2 separate regions of the Homo sapiens genome follow, and region 2 is linked to region 1. A link is an interaction called in ENCODE POLR2A ChIA-PET data of the cell type or tissue named here. Cell type or tissue: CD4-positive, alpha-beta T cell. All regions are shown on one strand. Links, peaks and the distances in the headings refer to the core of each region. The heading gives the core; the rest is flanking DNA.

Region 1 (5,368 bases), core at 139-5,138:
ACTGCACTCCAGCCTGGGCGACATAGTGAGACTCTGTCTCAAAAAAAAAAAAAAAAAAAAAAAAAAAAAAGATAATACTAAAACTAAAAATAAAGGCTGGCATGGTGGCTCACGCCTGTAATCCTAGTGCTTTGGGAGGCTAAGGTGAGCAGATAGGTTGAGCTCAGAAGTTCAAAACCAGCCTGGCCAACATGGCAAAACCTCCGTCTCTACAAAAAATACAAAAAATTAGTTGGGCGTGATGGCGCATGCTTGTAGTCCCAGCTACTTGGGGGGCTTAAGCAGGAGGATCACTTGAGTCTGGGAGGTCAAGGCTGCAGTGAGCTGTGTTTGGACCTCTGCACTCCTGCGTGGGTGACAAAGTGAGACTCTGTCTCGAAAATAAATAAATAATAAAAAATAAAAATAAGATAAATGGAAAACCTCTGAGGGTTTTATGCAAGAAATTGTGTGGGTCTTTTTGGCCCTGCGCCTGCTCCTGGTTAGAATGTTCTGCTTCGGCCAGGCGTGATGGCTCACGCCTGTAATCCCAGCGCTTTGGGAGGCTGAGGTGGGCAGATCACAAGGTCAGGAGATCGAGACCATCCTGGCTAACACGGTGAAACCCCGTCTCTACTAAAAATACAAAAAAATTAGCCGGGCGTGATGGTGGGTTCCTGTAGTCCCAGCTACTCAGGAGGCTGAGGCAGGAGAATGGTGTGAACCCAGGAGGTGGAGGTTGTAGTGAGCCGAGATCGTGCCACTGCACTCCAGCCTGGGCAACAGAGCAAGACTCTGTCTCAAAAATAAATAAATAAATAAATAAAAGAATGTTCTGCTTCTTGGCCGGGCACAGTGGCTCACGCCTGTAATCCCAGCACTTTGGGAGGCCGAGGCGGTTACAGTTAAATCACCTGAGGTCAGGAGTTCAAGACCAGCCTGACCAACATGGTGAAACCCCTGTCTGTACTAAAAATACAAAAATTAGCTGGGTGTGGTGGCGGGTGCTTGTAATCCCAGCTACTCAGGAGGCTGAGGCCGAATCACTTGAACCTGGGAGGCAGAGGTTGCAGTGAGCCGAGATGGCGCCATTGCACTCCAGCCTGGGCAACAAGAGCGAGACTCTGTCTCACAAAAAAGAAAAAGAAAAAAGTCCGGGCACGGTGGCTAATGCCTGTAATCCCAGCACTTTGGGAGGCCAAGGTGGGTGAATCACGAGGTCAGGAGTTCGAGACCAGCCTGGCCAACATGGTGAAACCCCGTCTCTACTAAAAATACAAAAAATTAGCTGGGTGTAGTGGCAGGCACCTGTAATCCCAGCTGCTTGGGAGGCTGAGGCAGGAGAATCGCTTGAACCCGGGAGGCGGAGTTTGCAGTGAGCCGAGATCACACCACTGCACTCCAGCCCTGGCAACAGAGTAAGACTCTCTCTAAAAGGAAAAAAAAAGAAAAAGAAAAAGAAAAAAGAAAAAAAATGTTCTGCTTCTTATATAATTGATACAGCCACTTTGGAAATCTATTTGGTGCTATCTGATAAAATTGAACCTGTATATACAGTTTAACTCTTAGTTCTATATCCTAGAAAAACTCCTGCATCTGTGTACTGGGAAACATGTACAAGAATGTTCATGGCTACATTGTTTATAACAGTCCAAACTAAAAACAACTCAAACATTCACCAACAGTAGAATGAAAAAAATAACTTGTGGTATATCCATGCAATGAATACTATGCAATAATAGGAAGACAGCTATGTGTAACAACTTGGATATAGTTCACAAGTTGAACAAAATAAGTAGGAAGCAAAAAGTAATAGAGTATCATTCCATTTATAGAAACTTCAAAAACAGGCAAAGTTGAGCAGTATTGTTTATGAAGGCATACACAGGTGCTAAAACTATAAAGAAAAACAAGTAATTTCTGTGTTTACGATTATTACAAACGTCAGGATTGTAGTTCGTTTTTAGGAGACTGAGGGAATTGTGAAAGGGATGCATGGGGAACTTCTGAAGTATAGGAAATACTCCAGTTTTTGACCTGGATGGCAATGAAGTAGGTATTGACTTTATTCCATTTATTCTGTATACTGTTCATAATATATTTATATACTCTGTACAGAAGGAGGAAATAAAAGTACCGCTTCTTTCTCAGCTCCGTGCCACCTTGTTCAGGTCATTATGCTGATGTTAGAGCACTTCCAAATGCTCGTCTTTCTCACCAGACCTCGAGGACAGTGATCTCTTTATTTCTGGTACCTGTCAGTACCTGGCACATAGCAGATACTCAGTGTTTGCTGAATTGGATTAAATTGAATTTCTCAAGTCTCTCATCCCATAGAGAGGTGGGCAGCTGCAAGAGAAGTGGAAGAACGCTGCTATAGTGAAGAGAGCTCAGGACCACCAAGATCTGGGTTCTCCTCTTAGCTGTGCCACTTCCTAGCTGTGCAATATTGAGCAAGTCACTTAACCTCTCCAGTTCTTACTCCCTGCTCTGTTAAGTGGGGATGAGATAATGTACATGTCTAGCACAATACATGGCACATAGTAGGTGCTCAATAAAAGATGGCTTCTCCACAGCCCCCTCCCCCAGCTCCACATCTTTTCTTCAAAGGAGTCCACCAGAAGGGGCAGCCAGACACCAAAGGGTGGGCTGGAGCACAGATGTAGTTTGGTCAAAGGCTGGCAGACAGGGAGATCTAACTGAAGCTGAATAGAACCCAGGCAGTTGGTGGGAGTTGGCAGGGGAAGCAGGATGCCTGGGTTCTGGGAGTTTCCATCCAGGGGAAGTCCCAGGTGTGGGTGTGGGGGTGCCAGGCTGGCCCCACCCAACACTCTGGCCCCAGGGGATGTGGGCACAGGGAGGAAAGTGGGTCACAGCAGGGCTGGGACTTAACCCCATTGGTTCCATGACCTCTTTGCTGGCTCTAGAGGAGGCACAGTCACAAAGAGGTCTGCTCCCTCTTTCAAGGGGCCCCCAATTCCTTTTCAAAAGGAAGAGACTTGGAACTTTTGTGTCTGGGTAGGAGGAATTGGAAGCTCTCCAGTGGACAGGGGAAAGAGAACCCCGTATCCCCTGGATGGAGATTCTGTGCAAAACAGACAGCTACATCCACCCACACACTGGCTGGCAGACACCTGTAGCACTCGCCTCACACACACTCCAGGCAACTGTGGAGGCAGACGTGCTAGCTCCAGGGAGTGGGACAGGTCAGGGCTGGATCGGGGGAGTGGGGGCATGGTAGAGCAGGCTCAGAGGAGAAGGCCTTCTGTCTGGTGAGGCTCCAGCTGGGCAAATGCAGGAATCCCTCACCCTGGAGGATTTGCCAGCATGGGGCCTTGTTTTCCATAGTATAATCTCAAGTCTCAGCCTGTGAGTCGTCTTCCCTCTCTGTCTCTGTTTCCCTTTCTGGAGGAAATGAATGCATTCAGGTATCTCAGCGTCCTGCTATGACCACAAGGAGGTACTTACCATCCCTCCCTTTTGGCATATTGAAATCCAAGCACGTCACAGGAATGGAAGGCCCCTCTTTTTTGGGGGCAGGGGGAGCAGACTGGCTGAGGGCCAGGACATCAATTCCAGGGCCTTTGCACATACTCTTGAGCAGCACATATATTTCACTGCCCTTCCTTCTCTCTAATCTCCCTCATTTTTTCTCCGAAGACTTTCCTGATCTCCTTGGCGGAGAATACTCCTCTGCTCCATTCTCATGGTCCCTCATGCCTCTCCACACTGATTATTCTAGTTGCAGTTTTGTGGATTATTTGGTTAACAACTGACTCCATCCGACTGTGAACTTGCCAGGGACCATACCTGGGTATTCCCAGAACCTAGCACAGTGCTTATCACATAGTGGATGCCTAATAAAGATTTGTTGAATTAATGCATGGTGCCTGTTCAGGGAAGAAATTCCCAGAGGTGTTTAGGCTAATCCTAAAATCCTGAGCTTCAAAATTAAGTCCTTATTCTATGTGGGGATCTGGGCAGCACTGGGGCTGGTAAGGACCTTCTACACACAAACTCCCTCACCAGGAGAGTCAACGAGCTGGCAAGCAGCAGAATAGGCCTAGTACAAGGGATGGAGTGGAGCAAGCACCAGAGGCAGGGCTGGCACCAGCACTGGCACAGAGCTTGCCTAGGGGGAGGAGGTGGGAGAGGAGAGGAGGAAGGGAAAAGAGAGGACACGTGTTGTACAAAACATGTTTTCATCACGCTCTCCCTGGGTGCCCTGGTCCCCAAGCCCTGACAGCACTTCCATGCCTTAATGATGTCTTTGGGGGCTGCAACACAGCTCCCCCACCACCCCCTATAGTCATCTGCCAGACACCTCTGAGCATGGCATAGGACATCCCCCACACCACCAGATTTGGGCATGGGGAAATGACCTATTCAGTGTCCTGATGCCGGAGGGTTGGGAGGGGGTGAGGGTGAAAATTAGGGTGGGGCAATTTTCATCCTCACCACTGTCCGCCCCCCCAGCATCAGGGCACTGAATAAGTCATTTCCCCATGACTTTCAGGACAGGTGGGACAGATATCTGCATCCTTTTCCTCTCCTCATAATCTCTCCTTTTGGTCTTTGCTCTGGGATGAGGGGAGCAAACAAAGCCTGGTACTAGGGCCCCCAAGATATCATTTCTCCAAGTTGCCAGGGTGACAAAGTAGAGCAGCCACAAACAGAGCAAAGCCTAGAAATAGGGATGACCCAAGGGAAAGAGGAATGAGGGGAGCCCCCTCCACCAGTTTCCAGAGTGGGAAGCCCTCTTCCCAAGCCTCCTCCTGGAATCTCTGGACAGAAAGCTGGCTCTGTTGCAAGCTGGGGAGTGGAGGGTGGGGAGAAGAATCTGAAGCCCTCACAATGCCCCTCTTCCCTGTCCCCCAATCTGCTGCTGCTGTTTGGTTTGACTTCCAAACTGCTGCAGTGAACAGACCCCAGTCACTGGGTCCTGGGGAGGGGCGGTAGAGGGGGCGGGGGTGGAAGCAGTGGCAATCCCAAGGGGAGGGGCCGGCATAGGGCGGGTCTTCCTGGGCATCGCTGCTTGGCTGCTGTCGTCGGCTGGGGACGAGGAGGCCGCCAGAAGGGAGGAGCTACAGTTACCAAGACGGATGGATAGACAAACGCCCACCAGAGACAAAGACCCGGGCAGACAGACAGACAAACCAAGACAAAGGGAGGGCAGAGACAGTTGGAATTCTGACTCCCTCTGTTTTCAGAGGCTACCCCAAGTGTTTTGTCCCCCGATTTAGGCTTCCCTGGCCCCATTTGCTACCTAGATGCACTGTCTCAGAGCTCCAGCTGTAGATCTTTGGGACCAACCCTAAGCCCCTCTACAGAAGGAGAAGGGAAGAGTTCAGAGAGATGATACTCAGCAGGGAGAGGAGAGTGTCACGGG
Region 2 (5,368 bases), core at 54-5,053, 63 kb after region 1:
GAATCCTCATCTTGAAAACAAGAATGAATAAATACCTATTTAGGCTAATTTCTAATACTATTGTGAAGGTCAAATAAGATAATAAATGAGAAGGAAAAACACCCTTTGCAAATCTATTATCATTACTACAGATTCTTGGTTGATGCAAATCAAATGTAAGTAGAATGCAGCATTTTTTCCAGTACCTGCAAATCATTGATTGATTTAACAAATGTTTATGTAATGCCTCTGTGCAAGTCCCTGGGGGAGGGGAGAGGACAATCAAGAAGATGGAAACTAACATTTGAGGGGTCCCTGTTTTCTATTAGTTTACTTAATGAAGGAAAAGACTTAGTTCTCTCCACCCAGGAGAGTACAGTCTAGAAGCAGAGAAAAGATTGTATACATAGGAGAGTTTGTGCCTTTATTAATGTGGGTGTGGAGCCACTAGGGTTTGTTGATTGGGAGATAGCACAGAGTACTTTAGCTTTCTAACCATAAACCTGGCTGAGAGCGCTTCAGGAGACAATTGCCTAGATCCCTTTGTCCCCAGGCAGGCCTCCTCCTGTGTGACCTTCCCTAACTCCCTCTTCCCTCAGGCCCACTCCATCACTTATTCAAATAGCATTGCAATGACTCCTGCTGAGTCTTTTCCTGCACCAGCTCTCTATTGCCTTAAGGAGAGCCTTAGTGTTTTGTCCTTGAAGCCTGTCCTGGGCCAGTTGAACTTTCCTGCCTTTCCATGGTGACCTCTCAACTCCCTCTTGTGGCAATTTCCCTTTATTTTACATGCAGGTCTCTCTTGCCAGCCTGTTAGCTGGAGCCCACAGGGCAGATGCAGCACCTAGGGTAATGCCAGCCAGGCGCTCAGAAGTAGACAACACTCAGTCAATGTTTGCTGAACAAACTGAACCCATTCCCTTCCCTGAGAGCCAGCGGGGGTTGAGGGGTTGCGTAATAGAGATGAGCAGTGTGTGGCTCCCTTTGCCTTCCATTAGACCTTTGATAACAGTGGATTGAGGAGTTGGGAAACCACATGATGTGCAAGGGACATTCCTTGAGCCTGATGATTTGTATATTTTAGAATTCTTGTACCCCCTTAATTCCTCCATATATATATATATTTTTGAAATGGAGTCCCACTCTGTCGCCCAGGCTGGAGTGCAGTGGTACCATCTTGGCTCAGTGCAACCTCCGCCTCACAGGTTCAGGTGGATCCTGCCTCAGCCTCCTGAGTAGCTGGGATTACAGGCACCCGCCACCACGCCCGGCTAATTGTGTATTTTTTAGTAGAAATGAGGTTTCGCCATGTTGGCCAGGCTGGTCTCAAACCCCTGACCTCAGGTGATCCACCCACCTCAGCATCCCAAAGTGCTGGGATTACAGGTGTGAGCCACCACACGCGGACAATTTTTATATTGTTTAAAAAGAACCGTTATTTTAATTCCATAAGCAATGTGAAATGATTGTATAAAGTTATAAAAATATAGATGTGTATAAATAATAAACTTAAAAATCATCCATAACAACACCCAGAAATAGCCACAAATGAATATTTTGAAGTCTTTTTCCTTCTTTTTCAGTATTTTCTTTTTTTCTTTTTTTTTTTTTTGAGATGGAGTCTCGCTCTGTCGCCTAGGCTGGGGTGCAGTGGCGCGATCTCTGCTCACTGCAAGCTCTGCCTCCCGGGTTCACGCCATTCTCCTGCCTCAGCCTCCAGAGTAGCTAGCTGGGACTACAGGGGCCCGCCACCACACCCGGCTAATTTTTTGTATTTTTAGTAGAGACGGGGTTTCACCGTGTTAGCCAGGATGGTCTCGATCTCCTGACCTCGTGATCCGCCCGCCTCGGCCTCCCAAAGTGCTGGGATTACAGGCGTGACCCACTGCGCCTGGCCTGTATGACCCGTTTTACATGAAATGGCCAGACTAGACAAATCTACAGAAACAAAGTAGATTAGTAGTTGCCAGGGGTCGGGGAAGGGGAGAATGGGAAATGACTGCTACTGAGGTTTTTTTTTGGGTGATGAAAATGTTCTGGCGTTAGATAGTGATGATGGTTGCAACAACTTTGTGAATTTATGAAAAAAACACTTAATTGTACACTTTTCACCCCACTTCCTCTGCCATCTTGGTCCTGCTGTCCTGAGGAGCTACCTGTGCACCCTGCCTCCGGCTCTCCTGAGCAGAGAGGTAAGCTTGTCTCTGCCTTAGGTGGAAATGGCCACTAGAGTCCACTTGCTCAGCACTGACTGCCTTTTCTCTCCCACCTGTTCCCACTGGTTTTCTCCCTGGGCACTCTCACTTGCCCTTGTCTGTGCACTGGAGGCCGAGACTGAGCTGCAGGGTTTGGGCCTCAGGCCCGTTTGGGAGAGGAGGCTCCTGCTGGGTAGGTCCGGGAAGGGTTGACAGGCTGAGTAGGGAATGACTCTGCTCTGCCACAGATCCTGATGGCTGACTCAGAAGCACTCCCCTCCCTTGCTGGGGACCCAGTGGCTGTGGAAGCCTTGCTCCGGGCCGTGTTTGGGGTTGTTGTGGATGAGGCCATTCAGAAAGGAACCAGTGTCTCCCAGAAGGTGAGTCCTTTCTTCCTCCTCCTTCCCATCAAGCTTTCTTTCTTTTCTTTTCTCTTTTCTTTTTTCCTTTCTTTTCTTTCTCCCCCCCCCTTCCTTCCTTCTTTCTTCCTTCCTTTTTTCCTTTCTTCCTTTCTTTCTTGACAGAGTCTCGCTCTATCGGCCAGGCTGGAGTGCAGTGGCACAATCTTGGCTCACTGCAACCTCCGTCTCCCGGGCTCAAGCAGCTCTCCTGCCTCAGCCTCCCGAGTAGCTGGGATTACAGGCATGTGCCACCACGCCCGGCTAATTTTTGTATTTTTAGTAGAGACGGGGTTTCACCATGTTAGCCAGGCTGCTCTCGAACTCCTGACCTCAGGTAATCTGCCTGCCTCGGCCTCCCAAAGTGCTGAGGTTACAGGCGTGAGCTACCACGCCTGGCCCAAGCCTTCTCTTTCTCTTTCCAAATCTGGCTCAGAACTTTCCTCCTTTGATAAGATTTCTCCCCAGAATTCATCCCTGCCCCCCTGGGTACCTCAGGGATTTACATTCTGGGTCTTACTGTGTTCACTACTCTTGTTCATTTTCAGAGTTTTGCTTTGGAAATATCCCGAAGTTGTTTTTAGTGCAGGTTGGCCGTGTCTCGTGTCTGTGGAGGTGTGGTTTGACAGCCAGTCCACAGGCATCCCAGGCCCCCAGCATCCCCGGCTCTCTTCCTAGGTCTGTGAGTGGAAGGAGCCTGAGGAGCTGAAGCAGCTGCTGGATTTGGAGCTGCGGAGCCAGGGCGAGTCACAGAAGCAGATCCTGGAGCGGTGTCGGGCTGTGATTCGCTACAGTGTCAAGACTGGTGGGCCCTGGCTTCTGTGAGGAGGAGACTTGGGAGTTTGCCCTGAGCTCTACTCTGAGCTCCCTGGCTTACTCTCCTTCTCCAGGTCACCCTCGGTTCTTCAACCAGCTCTTCTCTGGGTTGGATCCCCATGCTCTGGCCGGGCGCATTATCACTGAGAGCCTCAACACCAGCCAGTGAGCATCCCAAGGCCCCTCTACCATCCCACAAAGGATTTAGGTTTGCTAGAGAGGTGCCTGAGGGGTAGGGGAGGAGAATGGTTCTGCCCTCTCTCTACTGCTTCTGGGAATCCCTGTCGGCAGAGAGTTTTTCCTCATATCCTTTGGACCCACTTTCTCCAAACTTTCTCAGGCCTCCTGACCCCTGTTTTCTCTTTCTTGCTTCCCTGGTTCTGTCACCAACTCGTTCTTCTCCTTGGACTGTTGCTTTGCTCACTCTTCACTGCCTCCTTTTTGTGACTCCTGTGCAGTTTAAGGGCCTGTCTGGGCAGTCCCTCCCCATCTCTCCTTTCTCGTCGTTCTCTCTCCTGGCAGGTACACATATGAAATCGCCCCCGTGTTTGTGCTCATGGAAGAGGAGGTGCTGAGGAAACTGCGGGCCCTGGTGGGCTGGAGCTCTGGGGACGGAATCTTCTGCCCTGGTTTGTGAGAAGGAGGAGGACCTTTCTTTGCCCTTTTTATGAGTTCCTCCTCCCCCACCGTTCTCTTGCTCTAGTGTCTGGCAGGGAGGGATGATTCCTCTTTGATTCCTCTCCAGCTGGACCCAGGCCAGGCCAGGGAGGCGGCTGCCTGGTCCCTTCATGCTCATGTTTGTCACCATTCCCTGGGGTCAGTGGTCTAGTTCCTGCTATCTCCGGACGGGGGCTGTCTCTTGGGGGCAGCCCCAGATGTGGAGAGGTGTGGTCAAGAGGATCTGCTGATCCTGGATCCATTCTGGGATGGTATGATCCTGAGAATTGTGGCCTGGGAGCCAGTCATACCTGCTTCTTTGATGAGCTCTTCTGGTAGAAAGGGAAGGGAGGCAAGCTCCAGTCTTGACCCACTGCTCCTTCCTCTTGCCACCGCCCCCTCCCTGTGACAGGTGGCTCCATCTCCAACATGTATGCTGTAAATCTGGCCCGCTATCAGCGCTACCCGGATTGCAAGCAGAGGGGCCTCCGCACACTGCCGCCCCTGGCCCTATTCACATCGAAGGAGGTGGGGAAGAGGCACAGGCCCAACCCTGGGCTCCTGATTCTAATCTCCAGCCAGCTAAGTAGAGACCTTCCAGGTCTTCTCCCTGCCCTCCCTACATCCTCCAAGGCCAGCCTGCCCCCAGGCGGATGTGCTTCCTTCCAATCAAGGAGGTCAAGTAACTGCTCCTGTTCACATTGCCTTCTGTTTGGGGGCAGAGGAGGGGCCGTGAGTGCAGTGGACACAGTCCATACTCTTCCTACTCAAGAGTGTGGTCTGTGGACCAGCAGCATTGGTATGACCTGGGGCTTGTTAGAAATGCAGAATCTGGCCGGGCACGGTGACTCACGCCTGTAATCCCAGCACTTTGAGAGGCTGAGGTGGGTGGATTGCCTGAGCTCAGGAGTTTGATACCACCCTGGGAAACATAGTGAAACCCCCTCTTTACTAAAATACAAAAAATTAGCCAGGCATGGTGGTGGGCACCTGTAGTCCCAGCTGCTTAGGAGGCTGAGGCACGAGAATTGCTTGAACCTGGGAGGCGGAAGTTGCAGTGAGCCGAGATGACACCACTGCACTCCAGCCTGGGTGACAGAGGGAGACTCTTGTCTCCAAAAAAAAAAAAAACAAACAAATGCAGAATCTTGGGCCCCACCCTAGACCCCAGACCTAGTGGACCAGAACCTGCATTTCATTTTAACCAGACACCCAGGCGATTCGTATGCACGCTGACATTTGAGAAGCCCTGGTCTACAGGATCCCATTTGTTGGAGCTCACACTTGACTTTTACCTTCTCTCCCCTCCCCCATCAAGTTGTG

What was found. ChIA-PET counts read pairs that join two places held together with the same protein. Peaks named below come from ENCODE experiments on the same cell type or tissue, not always from the same donor. Only the 100,000 strongest peaks of a DNase experiment are listed, where the experiment ranks them.
Region 2: POLR2A ChIA-PET joins it to region 1 with 5 read pairs; 19 of 35 experiments call an interaction of 5 or more read pairs at or near these places.

What each region holds. Positions count from the first base shown.
Region 1 is chr12:53,234,085-53,239,452 of GRCh38, reverse strand. No RefSeq gene overlaps it. Among named protein-coding and RNA genes, the nearest start is that of RARG, 4.6 kb to the right of the region's middle. In CD4-positive, alpha-beta T cell, for the core only: no CTCF peak of the experiment used is centred there; DNase peaks (open chromatin) are centred at 2,792, 3,442 and 5,012; H3K27ac peaks cover 3,234 bases.
Region 2 is chr12:53,170,531-53,175,898 of GRCh38, reverse strand. It overlaps CSAD (cysteine sulfinic acid decarboxylase), which reads left to right. Exons shown (of 17, transcript NM_001244705.2): 3 at 2,129-2,171; 4 at 2,423-2,554; 5 at 3,251-3,377; 6 at 3,463-3,553; 7 at 3,911-4,017; 8 at 4,458-4,573. The coding sequence starts at 2,429. Among named protein-coding and RNA genes, the nearest start is that of ZNF740, 7.5 kb to the left of the region's middle. RefSeq lists enhancers at 85-1,020, 3,887-4,386. In CD4-positive, alpha-beta T cell, for the core only: a CTCF peak has its summit at 834; a DNase peak (open chromatin) is centred at 763.